Linked DNA regions of Homo sapiens: region 1 is linked to region 2. The links are chromatin loops, found by intact Hi-C in ENCODE. Cell type or tissue: heart right ventricle. All regions are shown on one strand. Links, peaks and the distances in the headings refer to the core of each region. The heading gives the core; the rest is flanking DNA.

Region 1 (15,591 bases), core at 3,302-11,301, 49 kb before region 2:
TAGACAGCAAGTAAATAAACAGGAAACTATAATTCTGATAGGGTAGAGATAAACCAAGACAAGAGCAGCAGAGGATGGTCAGGAAGGGCCTCCTAAGGTGGTCATATTTCAGCAGAGACCGTAACAATGAGGAGGTAGAGGGAACAGCTTGTGCAAAGGCCCTTGGGAAATATTTTTGCAAATAAATAAACCCAAGAAGGTACTCCTCCTTTATTATAAATTGTCTGAGAAGCCCTTATATGGATGTAGACACTGAGGCTGAGAGAGGTGAAGGGACTGGCTTAAGGTCACAGAGCAAAATACTGGCAGAAGGACCAGGACTCTAAACATAGAGGGACAAGGAAGCTGGAAGCCCTCACCCAGCACATCCAATTCATCACCTTTGTCTGATAGCAGTGCCTACTCTGCATCTCTCCACTCCGTTCACTTCTCCACTCAGGGCAAGCTGCCTTTATCTCCCACTTGGAAGACCCCAGCAGCTTCCATTCTCTCCCCTATGGCCCATTCTCCATATAGACCAACATCTGCTCAAAACACCCTCCAGCTAAAGCCTTCAGTGGCTCCCCATTCCCTCTGGATAAAATACAAACTTTACAAGTTGAGCGACCATAGAATTATCACCTAATGAGGACACACATCAGATTAAAAGGGGACTTATTATAATCTCACCAGGACAAGTGGAAACCAGGGCTCTCCAGGGCAAAGCAGGATGCCTGGACACCCTGTGCACCAGGCTCTGCACCCAGGGCAGGGACGAGGATGGGGTGGTCAGATTTAACGGGGCTTTCACTCAGGTCCTGACTCCGCACTTGCACAGCGCTGCAGGTGAGTGACTCCTTAAAATCTGCACCCTAGGGCAGGGCATGGTGGCTCACACCTGTAATCCCAGCACTTTGGGAGGCCGAGGTGGGCAGATCACCTGAGGTCAGGAGTTCCAGACCAGCCTGGTCAACATGGTGAAACCTCGTCTCTACTAAAAATACAAAAATTAGCGGGGCGTGGTAGCACACACCTGTAATCCCAGCTACTCGGGAGGCTGAGGCAGGAAAATCGAGCGAACCCGGGAGGCAGAGGTTGCAGTGAGCTGAGATTGCACCATTGCATTCCAGCCTGGGCAACAGAGAGAGATTCAGTCTCAAAAAAAAAAAAAAAATCTGCACCCTAGGTACCCCACTTGCCTCACCATAGCCTTGGCACAGCCTGCGCCTCTGAGACTTTCTGTACCTCTGCGGCGACACTGGCCCTTTGCAAGCCCCCTGGAACACATGCCCTCTCCCACTTCAGGGGCTTTGCCTGTGCTGTTCCCACTCTTCAGTTCTCAGATCCAGCACCATCCCCTCAGGGAAGCCTTCCTCGATTCCTCCAACCACATCAAATTCAGCTATAATTAGCTCTCAAAGTGCCAGCACTGGCTACAGGTGAAGCAACTTGACTTTTCGTGTATCACGTGATACAAGTTTGCTTTGGGGAGCACAGAAAATACTTGCCCTGGACTTGGGGTCACTGTAAAGCATCAGTAGCAAGTGGAAGCATTTGGGTTCCTAAGGTGGACTCACCTTTGCAGTGAAATTTTCTAGGTTCAAGTCTTCCTTCATCACTCAGTTTGCTTTGTGACTTCAGGTAAGACGCTTGAACCTCTCCTGGCATCAGTTTCCCCTTCTATGAGGATAGTAGTATCAACCTCATAGGATTGCTGTGGAGATAAAATGCTTTCCTAAAACCCCTTGGGCACAGGGAAGAGGAAGGGACACTAGAAGAGCTCATAATTACCAAGCCGTTACATCCAACTTTTAATCCTCACAACTCGATGCAGCAACTCCTGTGAATATCCCCATTTTTAGAGATGAGAAAACTGAGACTCAGAGCTAACAGGTGGAGAGGATGAGGATTAAAACACAAGCCTTTTATCTATGGTGCCCGTAAATGTTTACTCGCATGGATTCCTTGGCTCTTGTAGGAAACTTCTTGCAAGTAAAATTGACAATAATAATTCCCGTGCCGAGCTCATCGCAGGAAGAGGTTAGGCGGGACAGCCCGAGGCATGCTGGTTGTTGTAGTCTAGCGTTGGCGCAGTGCCTGATGGGAGTTGTAGTACGTCCCGCGCACACGCTCCCTCGAAGAGTTTCTGCCCCATTCCTGGACGTCACAGCCGGTCCCCAGAGCAGGATTCCTTCCGGCGCCTGCGCCTGATCACCGCTCTGCGCTTGAGCTGATAAACTCAGCTGATGGGATAAGAGTCTTGTTTTATCGGATTTTGGGGAAGATTAAAATGGTTAATAGAACTAGAGAATTTAGAAGAGGGCTTGGCACTAAGTGCAATATAAGTATTAGCTGCTATTATTACCTAATCCTCAATGAACCTTGCAAAGTAGCTGTTACCATTTCCATTTGTGAGATGAGAAAACTGAGACTTAGAGGAGTTAGATGGCTTTTCCAAGGTCACACAACAAGGAAGGAGTAAAATCAGTTTTGGAATCCAGTTCTCTTTACCCTGTGTCACCCGCTGGCTCTCCCGTGATGAGGGAGGTGGAGCCTGGGAGGTTTTGAGCTAAATGTGGGCAGGTTTGCCTTTTTACAAAGTGCATCGTGCTGCCATGAGGAGACAGGGCGAGGACACCCAATTGGGCAGCAGCAATATTGGTAGCAGGGAACCCAGAGAGAAGGTGTATTGGGCATGTTTACCGCCATTCCAGTCGCCATGGCCCCACATGGCAAGGTGGGTGTTTGGAAACTTTCCCTCCCCTCATAAAAGCTGAAGAGAAGGTTGGGCGCCCTGGTTCACACCTGTAATCCCAACACTTTGGGAGGCCGAGGCGGGCGGATCACCTGAGGTCAAGATTTCGAGACCACCCTGGCCACAATGGCAAAACCCCGTCTCTACTGAAAATACAAAAATTAGCCGAGCTTGGTGGCTCAGGCCTGTAATACCAGCTACCCGGGAGGCTGAGGCACGAGAATCGCTTGAACCTGGGAGGCAGAGGTTGCAGTGAGCCAAGATCGTGCCATTGCACTCCAGTCTGAGCGACAGAGCGAGACTGTCTCAAACAAAAAAGCTGAAGAAAAAGCCTATTTTTGTCCCCTTTCCTCCTTCCTACAATATGAGGTTGTAATGGTTAGAATTAGAATCCTGGGTGATGTGGCTGAGCTGCTGAAGGAATTGCAGGGCTGCCCAACTGCAGACATCTGAAGACATGAGATAATGTGCCTGTTGCTTAAGTTGTTCTTAAAGGTAGGTTTTTGTTACCTACCACCAAAAAGCATACCTAATAGATACAGGAAGCTGACGCAGTGGTTCGGTTGAGAGGCATGTAGACCTGACAGATCCACAATGTCCATTCGTGAACTCTCTTTTCAAGTGGGAAAACACTAGGGCTGGTTTGGAATCTCTGGGATGTAAAAGGCATGAGTAGTTTGAAAAAGTATATTCAAAAGGTGAAAAAACAAAAATTATATAATGTTATCCACAACCTTCAATTTCCTATTTATAGTTAAGGAACCCCCCCAACCTCGTGCTACAGTTTTTGTAGCATAAGCTGCAGAAAGTAAAGCTGACAAACTGTCGACAGGAAGGACTGTGGACTTGCAGAAGACAGAGAGGAGAAGGGATGTGTGGTTAACAGAGTGTGTGATGAGGCCGGGCATGGTGGCTCACACCTGTAATCCCAGCACTTAGGGAGGCCAAGGCCGGTGGATCACCTGAGGTCAGGAATTCGAGACCAGCCTGGCCAACATGGTGAAACCCCATCTCTACTGAAAATAGAAAAATTAGCCGAGCATGGTGGCTCATGCCTGTAATCCCAGCTACCCGGGAGGCTGAGGCAGGAGAATCACTTGAACCTGGGAGGCAGAGGTTGCTGCAGCATTGCACTCCAGGTTGGGCAACAAAGCGAAACTCCATCTAAAAACAAACAAACAAACAAACAAACAAACAAACAGGATGTGTGATGCATTTGCTAGTGAAATTCTATGGCATTTATGTGGAGTCATGGCTCCCTGAGGTGTGTCTAGCCATGGCGCTGAGACATCTTATTTAATGTCTGATGTAGTTTCCGAAATATACAGTCAAAAAGCGGTGGGGATGGGTGGGCAGGGGGTCTTGGTGTACTTCATTAACTCACTCTATCAATGGACATCTAAGTTGTTTCCATTGGCTTCTTCTGATACAATTTTTGTAATGTCTTAATTTTGTATTATATGTTACTTCTGTGGTCAAGGAAAAAGGAATGAAAACTGGGGTTTGGGGCAGGGAGGTGGGGGGACAAAAAGGATGTTTCCTTAACGTATAAAGAGCCCTTGAAACTCATTAAGAAAAAATAACTCAAAGATGACAGTTACAGCAAATATTTATTGAGCATTTGCCATATTCCAGGAACATGGTATTTTGCATATAATAATGTATTTAATCTTCACACCTATCCTATGAGGTAGGTACCATTATTATTCCCATTTTGCAGGTGAGGAAACTGAGACACAGAACGGTTAAGTAACTTGCCCAAAGTCACAAGCTTGTAAGTGGCAGAACTGGGATTTGAACCCTACACTCTTAACCAATGCTACCCTCCCTTCCAAGAAAAATAGGAAAAGGACATGAACAGATGAGGAAATGCAAATGCATTTTAAACTCACAGTAAGATACCCAATCTCACAAAACATATTGTATTTCAGTGATTTGAAGCTATACGTTTTTACTTTTTTTTTGTTTTTTTTTTGAGACAGAGTCTCGCTGTGTCGCCCAGGCTGGAGTTCAGTGGCGCGATCTCAGTTCACTGCAACCTCCGCCTCCTGGGTTCAAGCAATTCTCCTGCCTCAGCCTCCCAAGTAGCTGGGATTACAGGCACCCGCCACCACACCCAGCTAATTATTTCTTTTGTATTTTTGGTAGAGACGGGGTTTCACTATGTTGGCCAGGCTGGTCTTGAATTCCTGACCTCGTGATCCGCCCAAAGTGCTGGGATTACAGGCGTGAGCTACCACACCCAGCCACATTTTTACATGTGAACTTCTGAAATCAGGATGCATCTTAGAATCAGTGACATCTTAGAATCAATGAAATACAGTAAGAGGAATGCAAATTAAAACCACCTATCAGATTGGCAAAGAACAAAACATTTGATAACACGCTGTGTTGGCAAGGGTGTGAGGAAACAGGGACTCTGAAAACTTGTGAACTTAAACCGGCATGGCCTCTGGAAGACAATTTGGTATGCACTATCAAAATTTAAAACACACTCGTGGTTCAAGCCTGTAATCCCAGCAGTTTGGGAGTCTGAGGCAGGAGGATTGCTTGAGCACAGGAGTTTGAGACGAGTCTGGGCAACAAAGCAAGACCCCCGTCTCTAAAAATAATAAAAAAAAATTAGCTCAGCATGGTGGCATGCACCTGTAGTCCCAACTACTTGGGATGGGAGGCTGAGAGAGGATAGCTTGAGCCCAGGAGGCAGAGGCTGTAGTGAGCTGGGATTGCACCACTGCACTCTAGCCCAGGTAATAGAGCAAGACTTTGTCTCAAAAAAAAAAAAAAAAAAAAGTCAAGTCCATTCCATCCTGAAGGTGGAACACTATGCAGCTGTAAAAAATAATAATGGTTTGTGAACATTAATGATAACACTATCTCCAAAATATATTAAGTGAAAAAAGGCAAGGTGCAGAACTGTGTGCATAATATCCTACATATTGTGTGAAAAGGAGTGGGGCAGACATACCCCTCTGCCTACATAAGGCATTGCAAGTGTCTTGTCAAAATGATGGCCTCTAAGGAGGGGAACTGAGTACCTGAGGGAACATGAATGGGGAGCAATTTACCCTTCATTCTAGACTAGGGAGAGGTTGGTAACTTTTCTCTGTAAAGGGCCAGATCGTAAATATTTTAGGCTGTGTGGACCACGTGGTCTCCGATGCAACGACTCAATTCTGCCACTGCAGTGCAAAAGCAGCCTCGGACAATATGTAAATGAGGGGCATGGCTGTGTGCCAATTCAGCTTTACAAACTGGAATTTGAATTTTCTGTGTTAGGAAATATTGTTCCCCCTCCCCCAGCCATTTAAAAAATGCTCGTGGCTGACATGGTGGCTCACACCTGTAATCCCAGTGCTTCAGGAGGTTGAGGTGGGAGGATCACTTGAGGCCAGGAGTTTGAGACTACCCTGGGCAACATAGCGAGACCCCATCTCTAAAAAAAAAAAAAAATTAGCTGGATGTGGTGGTGTCCATCTGTAGTCCTAGCTACTCAGGAGGCTGAGGTGGGAGGATCACTTGAGCCCAGGAGTCTGAGGTTACAGTGAGCTGTGATTGTGCCACTGCACTCCAGCCTGGACAACAGAGCAAGACCCTGTCTCTAAAAAACAAACAAACAAACAAACAAACAAACAACCCACAAAAGCTTCTGAGCTATAGAAAAGCAAGTGGCTGGATTTGGCCCACTGTCCAGGGTCAGCTTATCCATACTCTAGCCCTGTTTATATTATTTGATATGAGCCACTGTACCCGGCGTGATTCTTATTCTTTACCTATGCAAGCATTACCTATTGCTTATATAGCAATATATATATTGCTATATATATATATATACCCATATATATATGTGGGTAGCTTGAAAAATATTTTTGGTTTATCAAAGGAGGGTTGGCTGGGCGCGGTGGTTCATGCCTGTAATCCCAACACTTAGGAAGGCTGAGGTGGGCCGATCGCTTGAGCTCAGGCGTTCGAGACCAGCCTGGGCAACATGGTGAAACCCCATCTCTACAAAAAATACAAAAAGAAACTAGCTGGGGGTGGTGGCACATGTCTGTCGTTCCCGCTATTCAAGAGGCTGAAATGGGAGGATTGCTTGAGCCTGGGAGGTTGAGTCTGCAGTGAGCGCAGATCATGCCACTGTGTTCCAGCCTGGGTGACAGAGCAAGACCCCGTCTCCAGGAAAAAAAAAAGGCGGGGTGATGGAGTTTCAGTTGGGGGCAGGCGCCCAAAGGTATGTGCCCAGGCCCCTTCTAAAGAACAGTGAGCACACAGGGGTATGCAAGTTCACTACAGCTCCCCCGGTTGAGCTGGAAATCCATGTTTGCCCTGCATGCCACTACCCTGTGCCACCACCAGACAGCAGCACATGCCTACCTGAAACCAAGCCATCCCACAGCAGCTGGGAGGGAGGCTGCAGGCAGTTGGCCTATGCACTCATTTTGTTTTGCCCACAGTACGTTTTAAACACGGAGCCAGCATTTTTAAAGTTTAGATTTCTGGCTCCTGTTTAACCAGCTGCTGTGAGTAGCAGCTGCCCTTTAGGCCTGATGTCTCCAGGTCATCCCAGTCCCCAGCGTCAGCGGCCCTTTCTCAGGCATGCTGCAGTTGCCTCATAGTGGACACATTTCTCACGTGCCACCTGTCTCACCTCCCTCTCCACAATGGGAGCGTTAAAGCACAGGGGCTTTGGGTCAGACGCTGGCTCAAATCCTGATTCTGCCACCTACCAGCTGTGTGACCTTGGGCATATTACATGACCTCTGTGCCTCAGTTTCCCCATCTGCAAATGGTGCAAAGAGTACTCACTTCTCAGAGCTGCAGGGACTGCTTGACAGGACCCATGCCAGAGCTCTCTGCACAGTCTGGTGCAAAGTTAAGTGCTCAGTAATATTAAGTAGCATTTTCCCCTGTCTGGCCCTCATAGGCACTTGTTTGCAAGTCCCTGATCTCACAAGTGGCCCCAACACTCTCAGACCCAATGCAGCGCACCTTCTGGTTTTGAGAAGGATTTTTTTCCAGCCCCCAGAATTCAGAAGTGAAATGGTCTGAGTCTGAGGGCTGCTCTACCCTTACTACCTGTGGGACCTTGGGGGAGTCACTTTACCTCTCTGGACTCAGGCTGAGGGTTTTTTTTCTGTCGGCTCCAGGGGAACTGACACAGATTGGTGGGGCCTGGAAACCAACACCACAGTGGTGAGGCTACTCCTATGGCCTCTAAAGAATTTAGCTGCCTGTCCCATCCACCATTGACTTCTTTTTGTAGTAATGCCTTAGGAAGAGGTGATCACAACCCTGCAAATCCAGATGGACATTTTTCAGCCCTGGGCAACCAGAGCATTTCACCCCACTGGCCAATGTGATTGGTTCAGGGATGGGCACGTGACCCAGTCCAGACCAATGAGAGCCTGCCCTGGGACTTCCACTGCAACTACTGGGAATGCACTTTCCACTGAGATTGCTGAGCTGGTCTAGTAAGTCTCAACTCAAAGAGAAAAACAGAGCTTAGAGAGACCACGTTTTGATGAATCATGTGAGCCCCTGGGTCCTGCCAAACCTTAATTCAGAACACCTGTAGACTTTTCCGTTTTATGAGCTAATACGATTATTTTAGCTGTTTACTTTAAATTTCTGTCATTTATGAGTTGTCGAATTCTAACACCCTTCCTTGTGTGGTCCCCTCAGGCATAGTCACAAATCAAAAGTCTAGTTGGCAAAGGAAAATGGCATTATGGGTCACGTTTTAAAAAATAAATGTCATGGCTGGACGCAGTGGCTCATGCCTGTAATCCCAACACTTTGGGAGGCCAAGGTGGGTGGATCACCTGAAGTCAAGAGTTGGAGACCAGCCTGGCCAACATGCTGAAACCCCATCTCTACTAAAAATACGAAAATTAGCCGGGCATGGTGGTGGGCGCCTGTAATCCCAGCTACTCAGAAATGTCATTATCTGTGACTGCTCTGGAGTCCTTTAGGCATTTCCCTGTCCCCAACAGGCTTTCTTTTTTCTGGCTAATATTGCAGAAACTATCTAGCCTAGACTAGCTATTGACTATGTCTGTAGCGTTCACTACAGAATCGCAGTACCTAGTTCATAGGAGATGCCTTATAATTACTTATTCAACAAATAAACAAGTTACTAATTGGTCTATAATGTCCTGACCCGGTGCAGTGGCTCATACCTAAAATTCCAGCACTTTGGAAGGCCAAGGCGGATCACTTGAGGCCAGGAGTTCAAGACCAACCTGGACAACATAGTGAGACCCCATTTCTTTAAAAAAAAAAAAAAATAGCCAAGCCAGGTGTGGCGGCATGTGCTAGTCCCAGCCACTCATGAGGATCGTTTGTGTCCAGGAGTTCAAGGTTGCTGTGAGCTATTACACCTCACCTCTGCACTTTAGCCTGGGTGACAGAGCATGACCCTGTCTCTAAAAACATAGTAATAAATACAAATAAATAAAATGACCAGCAGGTCCCCACTCACCTCAGCCTATGAGTCTCTGTATACCAAATCCATGTTTTCCCAACCTTGTCTTCCATTTTTCCTTAGCTCACTCTAGTCCAGCCACAGTGGCTGCCTCACCATCTCTTAAAATCCCAAGCTTGTTCTTTTTTTTTTTTTCTAAGCGAAGTCTCGCTCTTATCCCCCAGGTTTGAGTGCAATGGCTCGATCTCGGCTCACTGCAACCTTCACCTCCCGGGTTCAAATGATTCTCCTGCCTCTGCCTCCCAAGTAGCTGGGATAAAGTCGTCTGCCACCACGCCTGGCTAATTTTTGTAAATTTTAGTAGAGACAGGGTTTCACCATGTTGGCCAGGCTGGTCTAGAACTCCTGACCTCAGGTGATCTGTCCGCCTCAGCCTCCCAAAGTGCTGGGATTACTGGCGTGAGCCACTGTGCGTGGCCCCAAGCTTGTTCTTGCCTCAGGGCCTGTGTACTTGCTGTCCCATCAAGAGGCCTCTTCCCTCACTTCTTTCGTGTCTGACCTCCTCTCCTCCCCCAGGTCTCAGCTCAGAGGCCCTTCATGACCACCCTGCCAAAGCAGCACCGACCCTGCTTTTCCGCTGTGGTTCTGTCCTGTTTGATTTTCTTCACAAATCACCACCTGAATTTCCATGTGCATTTATTTGTTTATTGACTCTTTTCCCAGGAGGTCAGCTCCACCAGGATAGGTCTTTGTTGGTTCTTTCACCGCTGTACCTGTGTACAGGACAGAGCCTGGCACACACCAGGTGCCAGTGAATATTTGCTGAAGGAAGTCACAAATAGGGATCAGCCATCATTACTTTATCATCATGATCAACAGGAAAGACCACTGTCCTCACCCAATCCCCTCCAAAAGGCTTTGGAGCAGATGTCAACATTAATTCACTGTCTCAGGTGACAGCTCTCATCCTGAGGCCAGGGTTGGGGGGAGCTGGGAATGGGGCGAGAGTGGGGCCTCACGTCCCAGGCTCCTTGATACCCCCCACCCCACCCAGCCAGGAAACACCACGAGGCAGCCAAGGTTAAGTAGACTCTTGCTGCTTTGTTATAAATATATTATGTACATCCAAAACATGACATTAAAATATTACTCCGTGTTACAGAAAAGATATTAAGGCTTTCTATTATTTACATTAAACAAGCAAGCACCTTTAAAAAAAAACAAAACAAAAAAGCCCTACTCTTCCTTCTCTGACATACTCTGGCCAGAGGGGATACCGTGTCCTCTTCCAAATGACCAAGATGCTCTGCAGGGGCTGTGCCCTGTGAAGACATCTTGGTATTGGAAACATCAGCTCTGGCAGGGTGGGGGCAGCAGAGAAGTAGGGGTCTAGACTTGAGCAGGAGGTTCCAGCCTCTTCTGGCCGGCTACCCTCAGACCCCTGCTGAGCTTCACCATCCTTGGGGGACAGGCTAGGCTGAAGGTGGTGGCTGGGGCTGTCCACCTGCCCAGCCTCCCGGGGTCAGTATGCAGGGCTGTGGCAGAACAATGCTCCACGACGCTTAGGTGTGCCTGGGGGCTCCCCAGACCACTGGGGCCAGACAAGGAGGGAAAGAGGCAACTCACTGGCCCCAACGCCAGCCACACTGAAGGGCTGCCCAGCGGGGCAGGGACGGCAGGCGTGCAGGGAGTGGGTAAACCTCCTCTCTACCAGGGGAGGCTGGCAGAGTCAGGCTTGCAGATAGAGCAACTCAGGTGGCTGAGGAGGGGCCGAGGAAAAAAAAAAAAAAGAAATGAAAAATCAGTGGCTCAAGTATTCTGTGTCATGAGGGGTGGGCTGGGGTACCTGGGCCCAGCCCAGGAGATGTCCTCTCCATCTGGAGGGGCCAGCTCAAAGAGGCTGGAATTTGGCAGATGGCTTCGGTTTGGGGGCTAGGGAAGGTTGGCAACCAGGTAGCAGGCTCGGAGAAGTTATTTGATCTTCTGGGCCCATTTCATGTCATCTGCCCGAGGCTTCTCGCCCGTCAGGCCCTGGATGAGGTCCTCCAGGCGTCGCCAGAAGCCTATCTTCTCCAGAGGGTAGTTGAGCCAGCCTGCAGTAGAAATGGCAGCGGGAGTTTGAATGGGAGAGAGTAGTCAAGGGGACATTGGAAGAGAGCTGACCTTCACTGGGCTGGAGGGGCCCAATGAGGAGTGAGTCAGTACAGGATAGGACACAGGGACCGGCCAAGGAACTGGAAGTGGGGGCCTCCCACCAATGGGCCTGGGGCCACTCAGGCCTCCAACCCCCATATTCCTCTACTTTCTTACTATATACCAGGCACTTACTTATATTTGAGCACTTACTATATACCAGGCACTGTGGTGGCCTTATCACTCAGCTCAAATGCTACCTCTGCCAGGAAGCCTTCCCTGATCATCCACTTAAGCAGCACCCCAGGTTTCTCACATTACCCTTTATCTATCTATCTATCTATCTATCTATCTATCTATCTATCTATCTATCATTTATCTATCTATTTATTTGAGACAGAGTCTCACTCTGTGGCCAGGCTGGAGTGCAGTGGGGCGATCTCGGCTCACTGCAACCTCCACCTCCCGGGTTCAAGTGACTCTCCTGCCTCAGCCTCCGAGTAGCTGAGACTACAGGTGCACACCACCATGCCCAGCTAAGTTTTGTATTTTTAGTAGAGACTAGGTTTCACCATGTTGGCCAGGATGGTCTCGATCTCTTGACCTCGTGATCCACCCGCCTCGGCCTCCCAAACTGCTGGGATTACAGGCATGAACCACTGAGCCTGGCTCTATTTACAATTTTTTTAATGCAGATGGGGTCTTGTCTTATATAGGCTGGTCTTGAACTCCTGGGCTCAAGCAATCCTCTCGCCTTGGCTTCCTAAAGTGCTGGGATTACACGCGTGAACCACCATGACAGGCCACCCTCTTTCATTTCTTTATAGCCTTTATGATAACCTGTAACCATCTTCGTTAATTCTCTATTTTCCTGTTCTGTGTTTGTTCACCCCCCAATCCCCAACTGGAACGTTATCCCCAAAATGCAAAACACCATGTTCTTTCACTGCTGATCCTCAGTGCTTAGAATACAGCCAGGCGCAGAGTAGGTGCTGAATAAATATTGCTCACAATCTTACAGCCTTCCAGCTCACCATGAGGTAGATACTAATATCAGTCCCATTTTCCACATGAGCACACTGAGGCTTAGAGAAGAGTTTCCCAATTAGCAGGTGGCCAAACCAGGATTGGAACTCAGCCCTGCCTAAGTAGTTAACCCATCTCCTAAATAGCCTGAATTCTAATCCCTCCACCTGCCTTCCAAGGAGCACAAATTGAGGACATGAAAAAGAATGTTTTTTTGTGGTTCTCAGTTCTGTTTCCAGAAAGACCTAAAAAAAAATAGTAGCTGTAATTTATCAAGTACCTACTATATGCCAAACACCGCATTTGCCATTCCCACTATGGCCCTAAGAAGGTGATATATGAAGGAGGCGGCTGCAGCCCTATTTTGTAAGGAGAAAAGCGGTCCCCAGGGAGGTTTGTGAGTTGCCTAAAGGCACATGTGGAGAAGCTGAGAGTTAGGCCTGAGTTAGACTTGACAGCACCTGATACACTTAACCTTGAAAGCAGCCCAGCTGGCTCCAGAGAAACTCCCAGTTCACCTCACCTCTTTCGCACTGGCTGCTAACTGAGCATGGCACGTGGGCCTCCTTTCCCTTCCTCCACTGCACTGGGCATGTTCCTGCCTCTGGCCTGCTGCTTCCTGTTACCTTTGCTCTAATCTGTGCTCATCTATCTTCAGGGCCCTCCCACACTTCTCTCCTCCCTCTTCAGTTGCTCTGCCCCCTTCTCTCCTCCCTCTTCCACTGCTCTGCCCGCTTCTCCCTCTTCCATTGCTCTGCCTCAACTCCAGTCAGGAGCCTCTTTGCCATTCCGGAAACACACCAAGCAAGCAAAGGCCAGCCTCAGGGCCTTCGCACCTACTGTTCCTGCTGCCTAGAGTGCCTCCCACAGAGGTCTGCACGGCTTTGTCCCTCAGCTCCTCGGGGTCTTTGTTCAAGTGTCACCTTCCCTGACCACCCGATTTAAGAGGCAAAGCCCCCACTTCCTTCTCCCACCCCTGCTTTATTTTCCTCCATAGCAGTTAGCACCATTAGCCACGCTACACATTTTATTCATTCGTTCCAGCTCCCTCACTAGATGGTGAGTGCCACAAGGGCAAGGATCCGTGTTTTCTGGTTTTTTTTTTTTTTTTTTTTTTTTTGAGACAGTCTCTGTCACCTAGGCTGGAGTGCAGTGGTGCGATTTCAGCTTACTGCAACCTCCACCTCCCAGGTTCAAGCAATTCTCTTGCCTCAGCCTCCCGAGTAGCTGGGATTACAGGTGCCTGCCACCAAGCCCAATTAATTTTTTTTCGTATTTTTAGTAGAGATGGGGTTTCACCATGTTGGCCAGGCTGGTCTCCAACTCCTGACCTCAAGTGATCCACCCGCCTTGGCCTCCCAAAGTGCTGGGATTCCAGGCATGAGCCACTGCGCCCAGCTGATTCATGCTATTTTGTTTGCTGCAGGAGCCTACGCCCAAAGCACCATGGCATGTGGTAGGTGCTCAATAAATACGGGATGATGGGTGGCTGGAATCACAACGCCATGAAGTCGAGGGAGAGGGCTTTGTCAGTCTCATTTACTGTGTCCTCAGCACCTAGAATAGTGCCTGGCACACAGTAGGTGCTCAATAAATGCATGACCTGAGAGACTGTTCCCAGAGGGCAAGGACTGTGTGACCTCCTGCTGTGATCTCTGCCCTCCTGACCTCGAAGATGGTGCAGTGGCTGGGGTGGGGAAAGCCCATTCCACGCCACTGGTGGCCGCACCTGTGGTGATGCAGAAGTAGGTCTCGTGGGGTGAGACGTGGTGGATGCGATGGTGTTTACGTGGCAGGATGACATGCCAGTCCTGCAGGAGGGTGACCCAGCGTGGCAGCCCAAAGTACGTGTGCGACCACTTGTGGATCTGGTTGGTGAAGGTGCCGAAGATGATCAGGCAGAAGACGAAGCACTCCCAGGGGTATAGCTGCTCCAGGGCTTCTGCAGGTTGGGGAGAGGGGGGGCCGGCACAGCTGTCACTCGGGACGGGGAACCCACCCCAAATGGCCCTCACCACCTGCTCCTGGGCGGCTCCTGAGCTGGGCAAGCACCCAGGATTCTCTTCCACCCCCTGCAGGGCCGCAGGCAAGCTCAGGTGCTGCCCTGGGCTTCAGGCTTTCCTCCTGCTCAGGAAGCAGGCGTAATGGTGTAATAGGATAATGGCATAAGCATGGCAATGGCTGGGAATGTAGACCGGAGTCAGCTGGAGCTGGGTTCCGATCTCTGCCGACATTTCTTGGCAGTATGGGCTGGATCGGTGACTCTGCCTCTAAGAAGCTTAATTTCCCCATCAGGAAAATGGGAATGATGCCTTCACCCAGGTTCCCTAGAAGCGGAGCCTGAAACAGGTTCTTGTGCATGTGATTTATCAAGGGAGCCTCTTCAGGAAAAAACCTCGAAGGGAGGGAGGGAAGCAAGACACGGCAGGGGAAGAGCAGAGCAAAGATGGGGTGGGTGGCGTCCTGTCTCAGTCTGTTCCTGCAAGGAGCTCTGAGGTGTTAACGGCTCTTTAGAATTAGACCCACTCAGAGGCAAAGGGACTAGCGTCGGAGGCGTTTCAGTCACTGGCTCCAGCCTTATCCCAAGGAGACAGGTGGGACCTCCCCTCCATCCCTGGAGAAGCTGGGAGCTGTCAGCAGCCACCACTCACAGAAGCAGGGGCTGGGTGCACCCCCAGGGAAGGGGATGGGCAGGGTGCCATAGCACCCACTACACTACACGTCCTCACCACCTCTACCCACCGGAGGCTGCCTGAAGAACAAATGGGTGTTAAGGTGCTGGAACAGGACCGGGCCCCAACCTACCTCCACCTGACAGATAAGGCAACTGAGGCTCAGAGTGGTGAAATCACTTACTTTGGGACCAGTCCCTCTAAAAATAGGCAGGCCCTGTTTTCACAGCCTAGACATTTTCCACTAGGCCACGGTAGCAAAACCCCAGAAGCCCTGCCAGGCAGGTAACACAAATGAACAAGGTGGGTTGGGTGCAGGGAAGCAAGGAATAGTGGGGACGGTGGTAAACTGGAAAGACGCGTCCTGTCAAAGGCAGTGGCTGCAGCTCAGCTCCCACCCAGTGAGGCCAGGTGGGAACATGGACCCAGGGGGGCCAGAGCAGATTGTGCAAGAGAAGCTGGAAACCTCCATCTTCATGTCAGGTTTCCTGATTTTACATGAAGACAATGAATGAAAACTCTTTTAAAATACCATAAGGAGCCAAACACATAAGCCCCAGAAGGCTCCTGGGGGTCGGCCTCTGCCCCCAAGGCCCCCTCCC
Region 2 (16,649 bases), core at 5,242-13,241:
TCCTCCTGTAAAAATGGGGATCCTAGCAGAGTGCCAGCTTCATAGGGTTGTTATGAAGATAAGTTAATACATACATAGTTGTTAGAAGAGTGCCTGGTATATTGTAAACCCTCAATAAATTTTATTTTATTTTATTTTTTTGAGACAGAGTCTCACTCTGTCATCCGGGCTGGAGTGCAATGGCTCGATCTCGGCTCACTGCAACCTCCGCCTCTGGGGTACAAGTGATTCTCCTGCCTCAGCCTCTCAAGTAGCTGGGATTACAGGTGCCTGTCACCACGCCCAGCTAATTTTTGTATTCTTAGTAGAGATGGGGTTTTGCCATGTTGGCCAGGCTGGTCTCAAACTCCTGACCTCAAGTGACCCACCTGCCTCGGCCTCCCAAAGTGCTGGGATTATAGGTGTGAGCCACTACACCCGCCTTCAATAAATTTTAGCTATTACTGTTAGCACTGAGCCACTGGAACAAACCTTACCTGAACTGAAACTTTCCTTTGAACTTCACTGATATAGGAATCCAGTGGATTCTGTTTTTGTTTGTTTGTTTGTTTGTTTTTTGAGATGGAGTTTTGCTCTTGTTGCTTAGGTTGGAGTGCAATGGTGTGATCTCGGCTCACGGCAACCTCTGCCTCCTGGGTTCAAGCGATTCTCCTGCCTCAGCCTCCTGACTAGCTGGGATTACAGGCATGCACCACCACGCCCAGCTAATTTTGTATTTTTTAGTAGAGACGGGGTTTCTCCATGTTGTTCAGGCTGGTCTTGAACTCCTGACCTCAGGTGATCCACCTGCCTTGGCCTCCCAAAGTGCTAGGATTACAGGCATGAGCCACCGTGCCTGGCCTGGATTCTGTTTTTATTTTGCTATATTTTTTCTTGCTTGCAGAGTGTGGGGCCTGAGATCAGGGAAGGATCAGCGAGAAAGGTGTGGGGAACTGTGTTTGAAGGTGGCTATTGCTCTGTGGCAGGCAGTTTGCATACAACTTGCTATTTGGCCCCATTTTCCAGAAAAGGAAACTGAGGTTCAGAGAAGTTAAGTTGTCCAATGTTTCGTTTTTTTTTTTTTTTTTTTTTGAGATGGAGTCTTGCTCTGCCACCCAGGCTGGAACGCAGTGGCGTGATCTTGGCTCACTGCAACCTCCGCCTCTGGGGTTCATGCCATTCTCTTGCCTCAGCCTCCCAAGTAGCTGGGACGACAGGCGCCCACCACCACACCCGGCTAATTTTTTTGTATGTTTAGTAGGGACGGGGTTTCACCGTGTTAGCCATGATGGTCTCAATCTCCTGACCTCGTGATCCGCCCGCCTCGGCCTCCCAAGGTGCTGGGATTACAGGTGTGAGCCACTGCACCTGGCCAACTTCTCCAGTGTTTTTACCAAGGAGAAAAGGTAAGGTAAGGTGCCGGGTGTGGTGGCTCACACCTGTAATCCCAGCACTTTGGGAGGCCGAGGCGGGTGGATTACTTGAGGCCAGGAGTTCGAGACCAGCCTGGCTAACATGGGAAACCCCATCTCTACTAAAAACACAAAAATTAGCTGGGCGTGGTGGCACGTGCCTGTGCCTGTAATCTCAACTACTGGGGAGGCTGTGGCAGGAGAATGGCTTGAACCCGGGAGGCGGAGGTTGCAGTGAGCCGAGATCACACCACTGCACTCCAGCCTGGGCGACAGAGCAAGACTCCGTCTCAAAAAACAAAACAAAACAAAGATAAGGGAGGGAAGCTGGACACTGGGTATGGCAAGAGTAAACGCCAGGAGATGTGACTGTACCTGGTGTGCATGCAGGGAATGGGAGTCATTAGGAATCCAGAGGAATTAGCGGGGAATAAAAGGCCAGGAGGCCAGGAAGGGCGGAGTCCAGCTCCGTATCGGTGGTGGTTGAAGCTATCTTTGTGTTATGGCCACATCAGGGGTTCCCTTGCATCAATCTTCTTATCTGTGAGGGGGACATAGAGGTGCATTTGTTTGGATTAGATTTGACTATAAGCCACAGATATCCCAAAGTTATAGTGGCTTAAACATGGCAGACACACACACACACACACACACTACACACACACACACACACACGAACATGGCAGACATTTCTTTTCCTTTCACATAGGTATAGGGGACCAGAGGTAGTGTGGCAGAATCCACAATCACCAGGCCCCTTCTATCTGGTCACTCCACCATCTGGTCGGTCAACCAACAGGTGGCTTCCACCTCAGGGCCCAAGAAGGTTGCTCATGCTGCAGCCGTTTTGTCATATTCCAGCCAGCAGGAAGGGGCAAAGAAGGCAACACTTCCCTGCTTTGATCCCACTGGTTAGAACTTGGTCTTAGTCACATGGCACTCTCTGCTGTACAGGAGGCTGGAGAATGCAGTTGTCCTCTGCGGAGACCAACTTAAAAGCTGGGGTTCTATTAATAATAAGAAAGGAAAATGATATTATTAATAGTTGATACTCGGAAGCTTCTGCCACACACATGGCAGGCACGAGTCCTTCTTTTTGGCCTCCAGTGTATGAACTGCTTTCCTAGGCTCTCTAGCCATTGTGGTGTTCCTGAGAGTTCCCCAATTATTTCCCTAGTAGATTACTTGTTTCTTGCCTGTCATCGTGAGCCCTCATAGTGAATGGCATAGGGGACAAGATCAGAAATGCCTGATCAACAATAACGGTGAGCATTTATTGAGCACGTACTGCACGCCAGGCCATGTTATAACCTTACTTCAGCCTCCCGAGTAGCTGGGATTACAGGCATGCGCCACCACGCCTGGCTAACTTTGTATTTTTAGTAGAGACGGGGTTTCTCCATGTTGGTCAGGCTGGTCTCGAACTCCCAACCTCCGGTGACCCGCTCGCTTCGGCCTCCCAAAGTGCTGGGATTACAGGCCTGAGAGCCACCGCACCCGGCCGGACCTGGTTCATTTTAAAATTGTTGTCTTAATCTTAGTTGCTTAACTGCTTGCAATTCTGTGTGTTGGCTGGTGGTTCCTCTGTGGGCTTCCCCTGGGCTTGTGCATGCGGCTGCTTCTGGCTTTCAGCTGTGCTGGCTGGGCTAAGGTGGCCTCATTCATGGTGACATGGGATTCAGATGGGATCCAGATGGGATTCAGATAGCAGCTGATTGTTGGCTGGGGCACCTCTGTACTGCATCTGGGCTCTCATCATCCAGAAGGTTAGACTGGCTTCTGTACGTGGTGTTTTCAGCACAGCATCCAGGAGCCCTAGGCCCAGATGTCCCATAAAGTCTCTTTCTCCCATTTATTCTATCTCAAAGCAAGTCAAACACCAGCCCAGGGCTTCCAGGAAACTGCTCCTCGCTCCTTGTTGGCCCACAGACTTCATTTGTACTCACTAGCAGAGGGATAAGATTACTCTTTGACTCATCCGGCCCTCCAAGGCAGGGCAGGGAATGGGGTCACTTACCTAAGGCACCTGGGTTGCCTGGGGAAGGGGGCAAGTGCAGGGAGAGGGTGGTTACAGAGGGACACAATAGACAATAGGACCATCACCACCCACTGTTTATGTTCGGTGGAATTTCTTTCCAGGCATTTTACAAATATACGCAAGAGATCTTCCTGCCTGCCACACTTATACTGAGAACCTTTTTCTGGAAGCCTCTTGGGACTGTGCCCTAATTGTGTCTAGATCCAGGGCACAATCATACAATGATGTTTTTCCTTTTCCTGGGAGCAGGTGGGAATGACAGATTAAAACTTGCTTTAAAAACTAGAACAAAACATAGGTGAGTTTCTAAAAAAATGCCTTTAAAAATAATAATTCAATTTTTTTTCAAATTTACAGAAAGTTGCAAGAATAGTACAATAAACTCTCAATACCCTAATTATCAACATTTTGCTACACGTGATTTATCCTTCTTTCTCTCCATGTGTACCATTTTTTCGGAACCATTTGAGAGTCAGTTACAGACATAATGCCTTTTTACCCTAAATTCTTCAGTGTGTATTTCTTAAGAACAAAGACATTATCTTATAGGAACTCTATAGTTTTTAAAATCAGAAAATGTCACATTGGTGCAATGCTATAATTTAACTTCTTTTCTTTCTTTTCTTTTTTTTTTTTTTTTTTTGAGATGGAGTTTCGCTCTTGTTGCCCAGGCTGGAGTGCAATGGCGTGATCTTGGCTCACCGCTACCTCCGCCTCCCAGGTTAAAGCAATTCTCCTGCCTCAGCCTCCCGAGTAGCTGGGACTACAGGCACACGCCACCACACCCAGTTAATTTTTGTATTTTTTTTTTTTAGTAGAGATGGGGTTCACCATGTTGGCCAGGATGGTCTCGATCTCCTGACCTCGTCATCTGTCTGCCTCGGCCTCCCAAAGCAGTGGGATTACAGGTGTGAGTCACTGCGCCTGGCCTATAATTTAATTTCTATCGTTCAGATTCAAATCTCGTTATTTATCCCAATTAGGAACTGAGACCCTTTTTTTTTTCTCTGAGTCTGCTTGCAAGGGACATCTCTTATTCTTAAACTAGTGACTATCAATGTCATTGCACCCCTTCTAGGGAGGTAAAATGTCCTTCTGCCCAAAGAGAAGAAAGTCAATAACACATAAAACCTGTTTAAAGAATCTGTGCTTAGAAATCCTCCTCGTAGGCCAGGCGCGGTGGCTCATGCCTGTAATCCCAGCACTTTGGGAGGCCGAGGCAGGTGGATCACCTGAGGTCAGGAGTTCAAGACTAGCCTGGGCAACATGGTGAAACCCCGTCTTTACTAAAAATACAAAAATTGGCTGGGCGCGGTGGCGCATGCCTATAATCCTGGCTACTCGGGAGGCTGAGGCAGGAGAATCACTTGAGCACAGGAGGCAGAGGTTGCAGAGAGCTGAGACTGCGCCACTGCACTCCAGCTTGCGCGACACAGCGAGACTCTGTCTAAAAAAAAAAAGAAAAGAAAAAGAAATCCTCCTCATCCTCATAGGCTCTGTACAGTTACAGCAATGGTTCTCAGTTGGGGGTGATTTTGACTCCCAGGGGACATTTGGCAATGTCTGGAGAAATTTTTGGTTGTCACAACTGGAGGTGGTGATTTACTGGCATCTATTGGGTAGAAGCCACGGATGCTGCTAAACATCCTACAGAGGACGGTTCCCCCGCTGCCTGACAACAAAGAATGACCCAGTCCAGGATGTCAATGGGGCCAAGGTTAGAAATCCTGACCTGTAAGTAAACTGAAGAGGCATGCCTTTTTCTGTTGCAATGGAGCTCCCGTGGATCTACAATTCACCCCAGCAATTCCATTTCCCCCCACCTATGTCACAAAATCCCACCTCTGTAGGCACAGGGAGGTCCAGCCAAGTGTGTTTAGGATCGCTGGAAACTGGAACCAACCTGCATGCCCGTTAGGAGGAGACAGATCAAGCACGTAGTCACGCTGCGCTGTGTTGCTTCCCTCCGCTTCTTTTGCTCCTGGGTAAATAGGGCGGGGGAGGTGAGATTGGAAGGATGCCAGGAATCTTGGGCCCAGCTGCTGCTTTATGACTTAGGGATATAACTGCTTCTGACTCATGCGTGCTTGGCTCTTTGTGATTATGTGCTGAGACACGTCAGCGGGAGGCTGCCCCGGAATGTCTCCCCATGCGAATCGAGGGTGGGGCCTCTGCTGAGTCACCTCTGGCTCCTAGAAGCCTGGCTCAGGGTCAGCTCATTTGAAAAGCGGCTGCCTTTTCTTCTTTTCTCTTCTCTTCTCTTTTTTTTTCTCTCTCTCTTTCATTCACATTATAGCTTGAGTCAGAACTTCATTCCTTTTTAAGGCTGAAGGACCACATTTTGCTTGTTTGTTCATGTGATCGATGATGATGGACACTTAGGTTGTTTCCACTTTTTAGCTATCGTAAACACTGTTGCTAATGGAATATGGGTGTACAAATATTTCTTCAAGATCTTGCTTTCAATTCTTTTGGGTATATACCCAGAAGTGGAACTGCTGCATCATATGGTAATTTCTGTGTTTAATTTGTTGAAGAACTGCCATACTGTTTTCCAGGTTGGCTGTTCCATTTTTAAATTTTATTTATTTATTTATTGTTTATTTGTTTATTTTTTTGAGACGGAGTTTTGCTCTTGTTGTCCAGGCTGGAGTGCAGTGGCGTGATCTTGGCTTATTGCAACCTCCGCCTCCCAGGTTCAAGCCATTCTCCTGCCTCAGGTACCCAAGTAGCTGGGATTACAGGTGTGCGCCACCATGCCCAGCTAATTTTTGTATTCTAGTAGAGACAAGGTTTCACCATGTTGGCCAGGCTGATCTTGAACTCTTGACCTCAAGTGATCCACCTGCCTCAGCCTCCCAAAGTGCTAGGATTATAGGCGTGAGCCTCCACGTCCGGCCTGGCTGTTCCATTTTATATTCCAACAGTGCACAAGGGTTCCAATTTCTCTACATCATCACCAACACTTATTATTATTATTATTATTTTGGAGATGGAGTTTTGCTTTGTCACCCAGGCTGGAGTGCGGTGGCGCTATCTCAGTTCACTGCAACCTCCGCCTCCCAGGTTCAAGCAAATCTCCTGCCTCAGCCTCCCGAGTAGCTGGGACTACAGGTGAGTGCCACCACGCCCGGCTGATTTTTTGTATTTTTAGCAGAGGTGGGGTTTCACCTTGTTGGCCAGGCTGGTCTTGAACTCCTGACCTCAGGTGATCTGCCCACCTTGGCCTCCCAAAGTGATGGGATTACAGGCAGGAGCCACCAAGCCTGGCCTGTTTTGTAGTTTTCATTGTACAAGTTTTTCACTTTTTGGATTAATTCCTAAGGATTTTCTTCTTTTTGATATTATTGTAAATGAAATTGTTTTTATAATTTTTGTTTCAGATCACTCACTGTCAGTGTAGAGAAAAGTAACTGATTTTTGTGTGCTGACTTTGTATCTTGCTACTTTGCTGCATTCATTTATTAATTCTAACAGTTTTTTCTTAGTTTGTGAAATCTTTAGGGTTTCTACATATAAGATCATATCATTGGAGAGCAGAGATTATTTTACTTCTTCCTTTCCGTTTGGATGCCTTTGATTTCTTTTTCTTTTTTTTTTTGAGATGGAGTCTCACTCTTTCGCCCAGGCTGGAGTGCAGTGGCTCGATCTCGGCTCACTGCAAGCTCCACCTCCCGGGTTCACGCCATTCTCCTGCCTCAGCCTCTCGAGTAGCTGGGACTACAGGCACCCGCCACCGCGCCCAGCTAATTTTTCTGTATTTTTAGTAGAGACGGGGTTTCACCGTATTAGCCAGGATGGTCTCGATCTCCTGACCTCGTGATCCACCCGCGTCGGCCTCCCAAAGTGCTGGGATTACAGGCGTGAGCCACTGCGCCTGGCCTGATTTCTTTTTCATTCCTAATTGCTCTGGCTAGAACTACCAGTACTATGTTGACTAGAAGTCAACATAGGGTTTTTTTTTTTTTGAGACAGGGTCTCACTCTGTCACCCAGGCTGGAGTGCAGTGGTGCGATCTCAGCTCACTGCAACCTCCACCTCCCGGGTTCAAGCGATCCACCCAGCCTCCCAAGTAGCTGGGACAACAGGCACCTGCCGCCACGCTTGGTTAATTTTTTTTTGTAGAGATGAGGTTTCACCATGTTGCCCAGGCTGGTCTTGAACTCTTGAGCTCAAGTGGTCCGCCCACCTTGGACTCCCAAAGTGCTGGGATTACAGGCATGTGCCACTGTGTCCAGCCTTGGGCAGCCATTTTGGACCATAAGATGAAAACTGCCAGTTGTCTTCAACAAAAAGAGCGCAAGATAGCAAAAGACTGGGTTCCTGACACCGTAAAGCAACTATGCAGCTCTGGATCACTTTCATTCAGATTAATATGAGAGAGGAAAACAAACTACTTTTTGACTAGGAGGCAGTTGTTATTTGAACCTTTCTTACAGCATGGAGCCTGTATCCCACCATTGTAGTTTGTCTAATGAATAAATGGATGATTGAATAACCAAAGAAGCAGTCAGATCCAGGCCCCCATACAGATTCATGCACAAAGACTCTGCCTTAGCCTAGGTGGGAGCAACGTCCAGGTGCAGTAGAAATATTCATGGCTGGAGGCTAGTTCTTTCTGACACAGGGTCTCGCTCTGTTGCCCAGGCTGGAGTGCAGTGGTGTGATCACGGCTCACTGCTGCCTTGACCTCTTGGGCTCCAGCAGTCCTCTCACCTCAGCCTCCTGAGTAGCTGGAACTACAGATGTGTGCCACCACAGCTGGAGATATATATATGTATTTTTTATAGAGACATGGTCTCACTATGTTGCCCAGGCTGATCTCAAACTCCAGGATTCAAGTGATCTGCCCACCTTGGTCTCCAAAAGTGCTAGGACTGCAGGTGTGTACCACCGTGCCTGGCTGATTTTTTTTCTGTATTTTTTTTAACGACAAGGTCTCACTCTACCAGGCTGGTCTCGAACTCTTTGGCTCAAGTGATTTGCCCACCTTGGCCTTCCAAAGTGCTGGGATTACAGGTGTAAGCCACCGCGCCTGGCCCAGAGGAGCTAGTACTACTAGTTCTAAATCTGGCCTTTCCACTAGCTAGCTGTGTGCCCCTGAGCCACCCATGTGCCCTCTCTGGGTCTCACATTTCTCAGTTGTAAACCCGGCTTAGCAAATCTTTAAATCTATGCAATTTAAAGTTATTTTTGCTCTTTTGCAATTGCATTTCTAGGAATCCATTCCCAGGGAAATTCTCACCACATAGCACATGAACACAGGTGCCAGGATGCAGCTGCACCTTCCTTTGTGGAGCAAAAACTTGGAAATATCCTTAAAAGTGATTAAGTAAATCAGAGTATGAACTGTGCTCTGGAGTGCAAGACCGCGGACTATGGCTTTCTGGATTCTCTGGTGACACCTGCTGGCACAAAGGGATACTGCAGCCCAGCTTGGTTACGTATTGGGAATTTCTAGAAGAAGAGAGGTTCGGGGCAATTGTGTGAGGGTGGTTTGGGAAGGCACAGAGCAGGGAGAGATTTGGAAGGAAGGTCAAGGCAAGGAGGTGGCCTGGGTGTGGAGGTTGCAAGCATAGACTTGGGTTCAAATTCCAGCTTCACTACTTACTAGCTGGGTGAGCCTGGGTGGATTTGGGACTTTCTCTGAGCCTCACTTTCTTCTTCTGTAAAATAAGGATTCTGGGCCAGGTGCGGTGGCTCATGCCTTTAATCCCAGAACTTTGGGAGGCTGAGGCGGGCAGATCACAAGGTCAAGAGTTCGAGACCAGCCTGGCCAACATGGTGAAACCCCATCTCTACTAAGAATACAAAAATTAGCTGGGTGTGGTGGCGTGTGCCTGTAATCCCAGCTACTCGGGAGGCTGAGGCAAGAGAATCACTTGAACCTGGGAGGCAGAGGTTGCAGTGAGCTGAGATCACGCCACTGCACTCCAGCCTGGGAGACAGAGCAAGACTCTGTCTCAAAAAAAATAAAATAAAATAAGGATCCTAAGGCCCGTGTTACAGATTATTGGTGAGGGCTGGGTGAAAGAACTAATTTATTTAATAATTTATTGAAACAACATTTCAATAAAGATGTCAGTGACTGACAATCTCATCTAGGTGCCAGGGATACAGCAGGGGATGAGGCCTGGGTCCTGCCCTCCTGGAGCTTACAGTCTAGTGCAGAGAACACAACAAACCAATAAGCATGCATGTGATATAATCTCAGGTATTATTTTTATTTATTTATTTATTTTTGAGACAGAGTCTCAGTTTGTCACCCAGGTTGGAGTGCACTGGTGCCATCTCAGTCACTGCAGCCTCCACCTCCTGGGTTCCAGTGATTCTCATGCCTTGGCCTGCCAAGTAGCTGGGACTACAGGTACACACCACCATGTCGGCTAACTTTTGTATTTTAGTAGTCGGCTAATTTTTGTATTTTAGTAGAGATGGGGTTTTTCCATGTCGCCCAGGCTAGTCTCGAACTCCTGGCCTCAAGTAATTTACCCACCTCGGCCTCCCAGTGGCGGGATTACAGGCGTGAACCACCGTATCCAGCCTAATTTCAGGTATTTATGACACTACAAACGAAAATAAAGCAGGAGGCGTGCTGGTGTGGGTGGAGGCATTGTTACAAGTGGGGTGTGTGAGGAGGGCATCTCTGAGGAGGCTTGAGCAGAGCCAGAGGAGCCGTGTCGTGTGTGTGTATGGAATGCATGAGAAATGCTAGTGGAAGAGCCTCACACATAGGAAAGGGCCAATAAATGGTGGGTCATCATCTTATTACACACAGCAGAGGGAACGAAAGGAAGAGGGATTGGAATCCGTTTCCCAGGGTCTGCGGCAGTCACAGAGAGTGACAGAAGATTCCCTGGGCTGGCAGGTGGAGCAGCAGCCCTGCTCATGGTGTGGGGGGTGGGGAGCCCTGGACCTGAGGAGACCCAGCTCTGGGTGGCCTTGGGTGAGCCACTCTCTGGGCCTCAGTTTCCTCATTTGGAAAACAGGGCCGATAATGCCCACCTTGTGAAACTGGGGGGTGTCACAGGCTGAATGATGACCTCCTCCAAATAATTATGTTGAGATTCTAACCCCCAGTACCTCAGAATGTTACTGTATTTGGAAATAAGGCCTTTAAAGGGGTAATTAAGTGGCCAGGCACAGCGGCTCACGCCTGTAATCCCAGCACTTTGGGAGGTGGAGGTGGGCAGATTACTTGAGGTCAGGAATTCGAGACCAGCCTGGCCAACATGGTGAAACCCTATCTCTAGGAAAAATACAAAAATTAGCTGGGCATGGTGGTGAACATCTGTAATCCTAGCTACCCGGCAGGCTGAGGCAGGAGAATTGCTGGAAGCCGGGAGGCGGGAGTTGCAGTGAGCCGAGATCCCGCCACTGCACTCCAGCCTGGGTCACAGAGTGAAGCTCCCTCTTGAAAAAAAAAAAAAGGTAATTAAGTAAAAATGAGGTCATTAGGGTGGACCCTAATCCAATATAATCGTTGTCTTCATAGGAAGAGGAAATGTGGACACAGACACAAACAGAGGGAGGGCCATGTGAGCCCAGAGCAAGAAGGCGGCCATCTACAAGCCCCGGAGCGAGGCTGCGGGAGAAGCCAGCCCCGCTCACACCTTGACAACAATCTCTGTTGATTAAACCACACAGTCTGCAGTCCTCTATTACGGTGAGCCCTGCCAGCTGAGATGGGGTTGACGTGGGAATACAGCTGGGCACACAGGAGGCCCTCAGTGGAGGCTGGTTTCTTTGGCCCAGTGCCACATGGAGCCCGTCCACTGGCTGAGCTGGGGGCCTGATTGTGGCCACTCAACGTCTCTGTAAAGCTCAGGGTCTGCCTTGAGATCCTGCACTTACCACGGAGTGGCCCTGCCTTGGGGACCCATCTCACCTCACTTCTGCCCTCCTTTCTGGTTCATGACTCAGCCATCCACTAACCTCCCGTGGTAGCACTGTGGCCACTCTGTAAACGACAGCACCACTGGTGTCTCATTGGGGGCCAGTCTGGAAGAGGGAGACCACCCTAGGCATTTCAGACAGAAGGGATGGAATACAGGCATTGCTTACACAGAGGACGGACGAGCCGAGATGCAGAAAGGCCAGGTGAAGCATTGGCCACAGCTGGAGGCGCTCCACCCTAGGCCAGCGGGACAGAAGGAAGCTGGGTCCGAGAAGCCAGGGCTTGGAGCCACAGTGGGGGCTGCCTGGTAGGAGTTGACCAGGGAGGGAGGGTCTGTCGGGCGGGGGCGGGGGCTCTTTGCCTTCCGATCCAAGCTCCGCCCTCTGCAGCTCTGCTCTGTGTATCCCAGAGCTGACCCTGCGGCGCCTTTCCCAGGCTCGCGTCCGGTGAGTTCCTATTGGCCAACGGGAGGCCCCGGTCGGGGAGCGCCCCGGGACAGGCCCCTGTGCCTCCCGCTTTGCGGAGTGACGCAGGCCCTGGGCTACAGCAACCTTACCAGCCCCTCCAGCTTAGAGGTGGCAGTGGCTCTCTGCGGCTGCGATTTCTTTCTCGGAGCGTCCTCCCCATCCCGTTCGGCCTCTGCCTCCACCGTCGTCTCTGTAACCCGTTCCCTGTGGGAGAGTCTCTGTTGCGGTGTTCAGGGGTTTCGGTTTTCTGGCTGAACAGTGATTAACGCGAGGGAAGGCGCTGACGGCAAGGTGGCAGGTGACCAGCCCAGCAGGCCGCCCAGCCCTTCCCTTCCTACAGACAGAAGCACTGAGGCCTGCAGAGGGGACAGGCAGGTGGGCGTGGGGGATCGGGGGCAGCCCTGGAGTCAGACAGGCCTTGTTTTGTCCCAGGAAGAACATTCCAACACAGACCACAACACCTATGGACCTGGAAAACATTGTGCTCAGTGAAAGAAGCCAGACACAGAAGGACAATGTTGTATGAGGTACCTGGGATGGGCAGATTCTGAGAGATGGAAAATAGAATAGAGATTACCTGGAGAGAGGGGGGAATTGTTGAATGAGGACAGAGTTTGTGTTGGGGATGATGGAAAAGTTTTGGATACAGAGAGTTATGACGAGTATACAGCATTGTGAATTTTTTTTCTTTTCTTTGTTTTTTGTGACAAGGTCTTATTCTGTTGCCCAGGCTGGACTGCAGTGGTGCAATCCTAGCTCACTGCAGCTTCGACCTCCCGTGCTCAAGTGATTTTCCCACCTCAGCCTCCCGAGTAGCTGGGACTACAGGTGCGTGCCACCACGCCTGGCTGATTTTTCTTGTATTTTTTTGTAGAGATGGGGGTATCGCTATGTTGCCCAGGCTGGTCTTGAACACTTGGGCTCAAGTAATTCTCCCGCCTTGGCCTCCCAAAGTGCTGGGATTACAGGTGTGAGCCACTGTGCCTAGTGTGAATGCATTTAATGCCACTGAATTGTACACTTAATAATGGTGAAAAATATAAATATTCTGTTAAATATTTTACCACAATAAAAAAATGTGTGACAGTTGTCAGAATCAAAATGGTGTCACTAATGTTTTTTTTTTTTTTTTTTTTTTTTTTTTTGAGATGGAGTCTCGCTCTGTTGCCCAGGAGGGAGTGCAGTGGTGCGATCTCGGCTCACTGCAAGCTCCGCCTCCCAGCTTCACACCATTCTCCTGCCTCAGCCTCTTGGAGTAGCTGGGACTGCAGGCACCCGCCACCACGCCCAGCTAATTTTTTGCATTTTTAGTAGAGACGGGGTTTCATCGTGGTCTCGATCTCCTGACCTCGTAATCCGCCCTCCTCAGCCTCCCAAAGTGCTGGGATTACAAACGTGAGCCACCGCGCCTGGCCTGGTGTCACTAATGTTAAGAAAACCTTCACAAATAGAGGCAGACCATGAAGAGAGGGGTCTCATTCTTATATGCCTGATAAAGAAAGACTTTAAGAACTACAACCCTTGGCGGGGTGCAGTGGCTCATGTTTGTAATCCCAGCACTTTGGGAAGCTGAGGCAGGTGGAATACCTGGGGTCATGAGTTCGAGACCAGCCTGGCCAAAATGGTGTAACACTGTCTCTATTAAAAATACAAAAAAAATTAGCCAGGCGTGGTGGCAGGCGCCTGTAATCCCAGCTACTCAGGAGACTGAGTCAGGAGAATCGCTTGAACCTGGGAGGTGAAGGTTGCAGTGAGCAGAGATAGCACCACTGCATTCCAGCCTGGGCAACAGAGTGAGACTCTGTCTCAAAAAATTAAAAAAAAAAAAAAAAAAGAAGCCGGGTGCGGTGGCTCACGCCTGTAATCCCAGCACTTTGGGAGGCCAAGGTGGATGGATCACATGAGGTTGAGAGTTTGAGACCAGCCTGACCAACATGGAGAAACCCCGCCTCTACTAAAAATACAAAATTAGCCAGGTGTGGTGGTGCATGCCTGTAATCCCAGCTACTCGGGAGGCTGAGACAGGAGAATCGCTTGAACCCGGGAGATGGAGGTTGCGATGAGCTGATAGTGTCATTGCACTCCAGCCCAGGCAACAAGAGCAAAACTCTGTCTCAAAAAAGAAAATATTTATTTTTAGAGACAAGGTCTTGCTCTGTCACCGAGGCTGGAGTGCAGTCATAGCTCACTGGAGCCTTGAAGTCCTGGGCTCAGGCAGTCCTCCTGCCTCACCTCCCAAGTATCTGAGACTACAGGCAGGCACCACTATGTCCAGTTAATTTTTAAATTTTTTCATAGAGATGGAGTCTCACTATGTTGCACAGGCTGGTCAGTCTAGACAATTTTAAATTAAATATGTAACTCACATTAACAGGTCACATTATTTATTTATTTATTTATTTATTTATTGACACAGGGTCTCGCTCTGTTGTCCAAGCTGGAGTACAGTGGCACAATTTCGGCTCACAGCAACCTCTGCCTCCCGGGTTCAAGCGATTCCCCTGTCTCCGCCTCCCGAGTAGCTGGGATTACAGGCGCCCACCACCACGCCCGGCTAATTTTTGTATTTTTAGTAGGGACAGGGTTTCACCATGTTGGCCAGGCTGGTCTTGAACTCCTGGCCTCGTGATCCACCCGCCTTGGCCTCTCAAAGTGCTGGGATTACAGGCATGAGCCACCATGCCCAACCGCAGACATCTTTTTGTTTTGTTTTTTTTTCTTTTTTTTTTTCTTTGGAGATGGTGTCTCGCTCTGTTGCCCAGGAGGGAGTGCAGTGGCATGATACCTGCTCACTATAGCCTCGAACTCCTGGATTCAAGCGATCCTCCCACCTCAGCCTCCTGAGTAGCTGGGCCTACAAATGTGCAACACCACGCCTGGCTAATTAAAAAGGTGACAGAGAGACCCTGTCTCAAAAAGCAAACAAACAAAAAACGACACATGTGCGTGTGTGTGTGTGTGTGTGTGTGTCTGTGGAGAGAGAGAGAGAGAAAGAAGGAGAATATGATACATCAAATGTAGTAAAATGAAAACATTTGGGAAATATTTGAAGTATTTGTAACTTTTCTCTAAGTCTGAAAGTATTTCAAAATTAAAAAAAAATTTAAAAGGTGAATAGTGCCAGGTGTGTTGGTGCACGCCTGAAATCCCAGCACTTTGGGAGGCCAAGGCAGGTAGATCACCTGAGGTCAGGAGTTCGAGACCAGCCTGGCCAACATGGAGAAACTCCGTGTCTACTAAAAATACAAAAATTAGCCAGGCATGGTGGTGGGCACTTGTAGTCCCAGCTACTCGGGAGGCTGAGGCACGAGAATTGCTTGAATCTAGGAGGTGGAGGTTGCAGTGAGCTGAGATTGCACCACTGCACTCCAGCCTGGGCGACAGAGCAAGACTCTGTCTCAAAAAAAAAAAAAAAAAAAAATGGTGAATAGTACCAAGCGGTGGTGGAAGATATGGGATATAAAACCCTTGGGCACAGCTGGTGTGAGTGGAGACGGGACAGCCTTTCTGTAGAGCACCTGGTACTTAGTCAAATTAGTCCCCCCATCCCCTACAACCTACTCTCAAGCCAAAGTCCCAGAGACATCCTCACACCAGCCCTAGAGGGTGCAAGGAGGTGGCAGCTCACCTTATCTGTGGTGGGGCAGGTTGGGGGTCACTTGGGTGTCTACCCCAGGGACTGGGCGGCTGAGACTGGGGACTGCTCATAGAAAGGACCGTGGATGAGCCACAGCTACAAAACCCTTCACACAAGTGTTCATGCCACAAAGTAGCCACATGTGTTTTGCAGGGACACATTCCAGCAAAAAGACACAAAGTGACAGAATGGCTGCCTTTGAGTGGGGGTGAGAAGAGGTGGATGGCAGGTACCAGAAGAGAAGGGAATAAATATATGAAGAAATACAACCCCCTCGGGCAGTGCCTGGCACAGCATAAATGCCCAGGAAAAAGAGGCCCAGTTGCTTACGTTCCCGGCGACAGGGCCGGGACCAGCGCCGGCTTCCTGGTGAAGGAGGCCACCCTTTCCTCTTGAGGGGTCTGAGTATGCATGTCAGCACCCGGTGGGCACCCAGCACCCAGCTGACCAGGGGCCTTCACCTCTGTGGGGGTTACCGGCCTGGCCCTGAGAACTGGATGAAAGCTGGAATAATTCTTTCTGTAATAAAGCAAACGCAACCACGTTCAACCTTTCCCTTCATTTCAGAGGCTTCCCGCACCTGATGCCTCCCACAGCCTCAGGCTGAGTCCCCAGGTGCTCCAGTGGGGGTGGCAAAGCTGAGCACTGAGTTGGTTTCCATAGTTTTCATCATTAAAATGTTTAAATGACTAGGCCGAGCACAGTGGCTTCTCAGCATTTTGGGAAGCCGAGGTAGGCAGATCGCTTGAGCCCATGAGTTTGAGACCAGCCTGGGAAACATGGCAAAATCCTGTCTCTACAAAATGCAAAAAAATTAGCCAGGTGTGGTGGTGTGTGCCTGTAGTCCCAGCTACTTGGGAGGCTGAAATGTGAGGATTGCTTGAGCCTGGGGAGGCTGAGATTGCAGTGAGCCGTGATTGTGCCACTGCACTCTAGCCTGGGTGACAGAGTGGCAGACCCTGTCTCCAAAAAAAAAAAAAAAAAAATTAGCCTGGCATGGTGGTGCGTGCCTGTGGTCCCAGCTACTTGGGAGGCAGAGGAGGGAAGGGCACCTGAGTCTGGGGGTGTTGAGGCTGCAGTGAGCTGTGATGGTGCCGACGTACTTGAGCCTGGGCTACAGAGATCTTATCTAAAGAAAAGCCTAAATGAATGTGTGGTGAGGAGCAGGCTTGAGTTATTTTCATGATGAGCTCCTCAGGATAGATTCTCAAAAGTGGCA

The links. Peaks named below come from ENCODE experiments on the same cell type or tissue, not always from the same donor. Only the 100,000 strongest peaks of a DNase experiment are listed, where the experiment ranks them.
Region 1: it touches region 2 in a loop (3-fold over the local background); 102 of 110 quality-filtered maps call a loop at or near these places.

What each region holds. Positions count from the first base shown.
Region 1 is chr20:50,113,929-50,129,519 of GRCh38, forward strand. It overlaps PEDS1-UBE2V1 (PEDS1-UBE2V1 readthrough), which reads right to left. Exons shown (of 8, transcript NM_199203.3): 5 at 14,047-14,259. It overlaps PEDS1 (plasmanylethanolamine desaturase 1), which reads right to left. Exons shown (of 6, transcript NM_199129.4): 5 at 14,047-14,259; 6 at 4,326-11,251. The coding sequence ends at 11,130. It also overlaps a transcript of UBE2V1 not described here. Among named protein-coding and RNA genes, the nearest start is that of UBE2V1, 8.6 kb to the left of the region's middle. RefSeq lists an enhancer at 1-141 and a silencer at 1,993-2,149. In heart right ventricle, for the core only: a CTCF peak has its summit at 7,079; a DNase peak (open chromatin) is centred at 7,103.
Region 2 is chr20:50,160,698-50,177,346 of GRCh38, forward strand. It overlaps LINC01275 (long intergenic non-protein coding RNA 1275), which reads right to left and starts at 5,503. Exons shown (of 2, transcript NR_183899.1): 1 at 5,333-5,503; 2 at 2,070-2,398. LINC01273 (long intergenic non-protein coding RNA 1273) reads left to right here and starts at 11,873. Exons shown (of 3, transcript NR_109943.1): 1 at 11,873-12,091; 2 at 12,226-12,320; 3 at 15,584-15,974. RefSeq lists enhancers at 4,845-6,044, 11,571-12,072. In heart right ventricle, for the core only: a CTCF peak has its summit at 8,832 (motif pointing left); DNase peaks (open chromatin) are centred at 5,524, 8,844, 11,182 and 11,784; H3K4me3 peaks cover 2,875 bases; H3K27ac peaks cover 4,831 bases.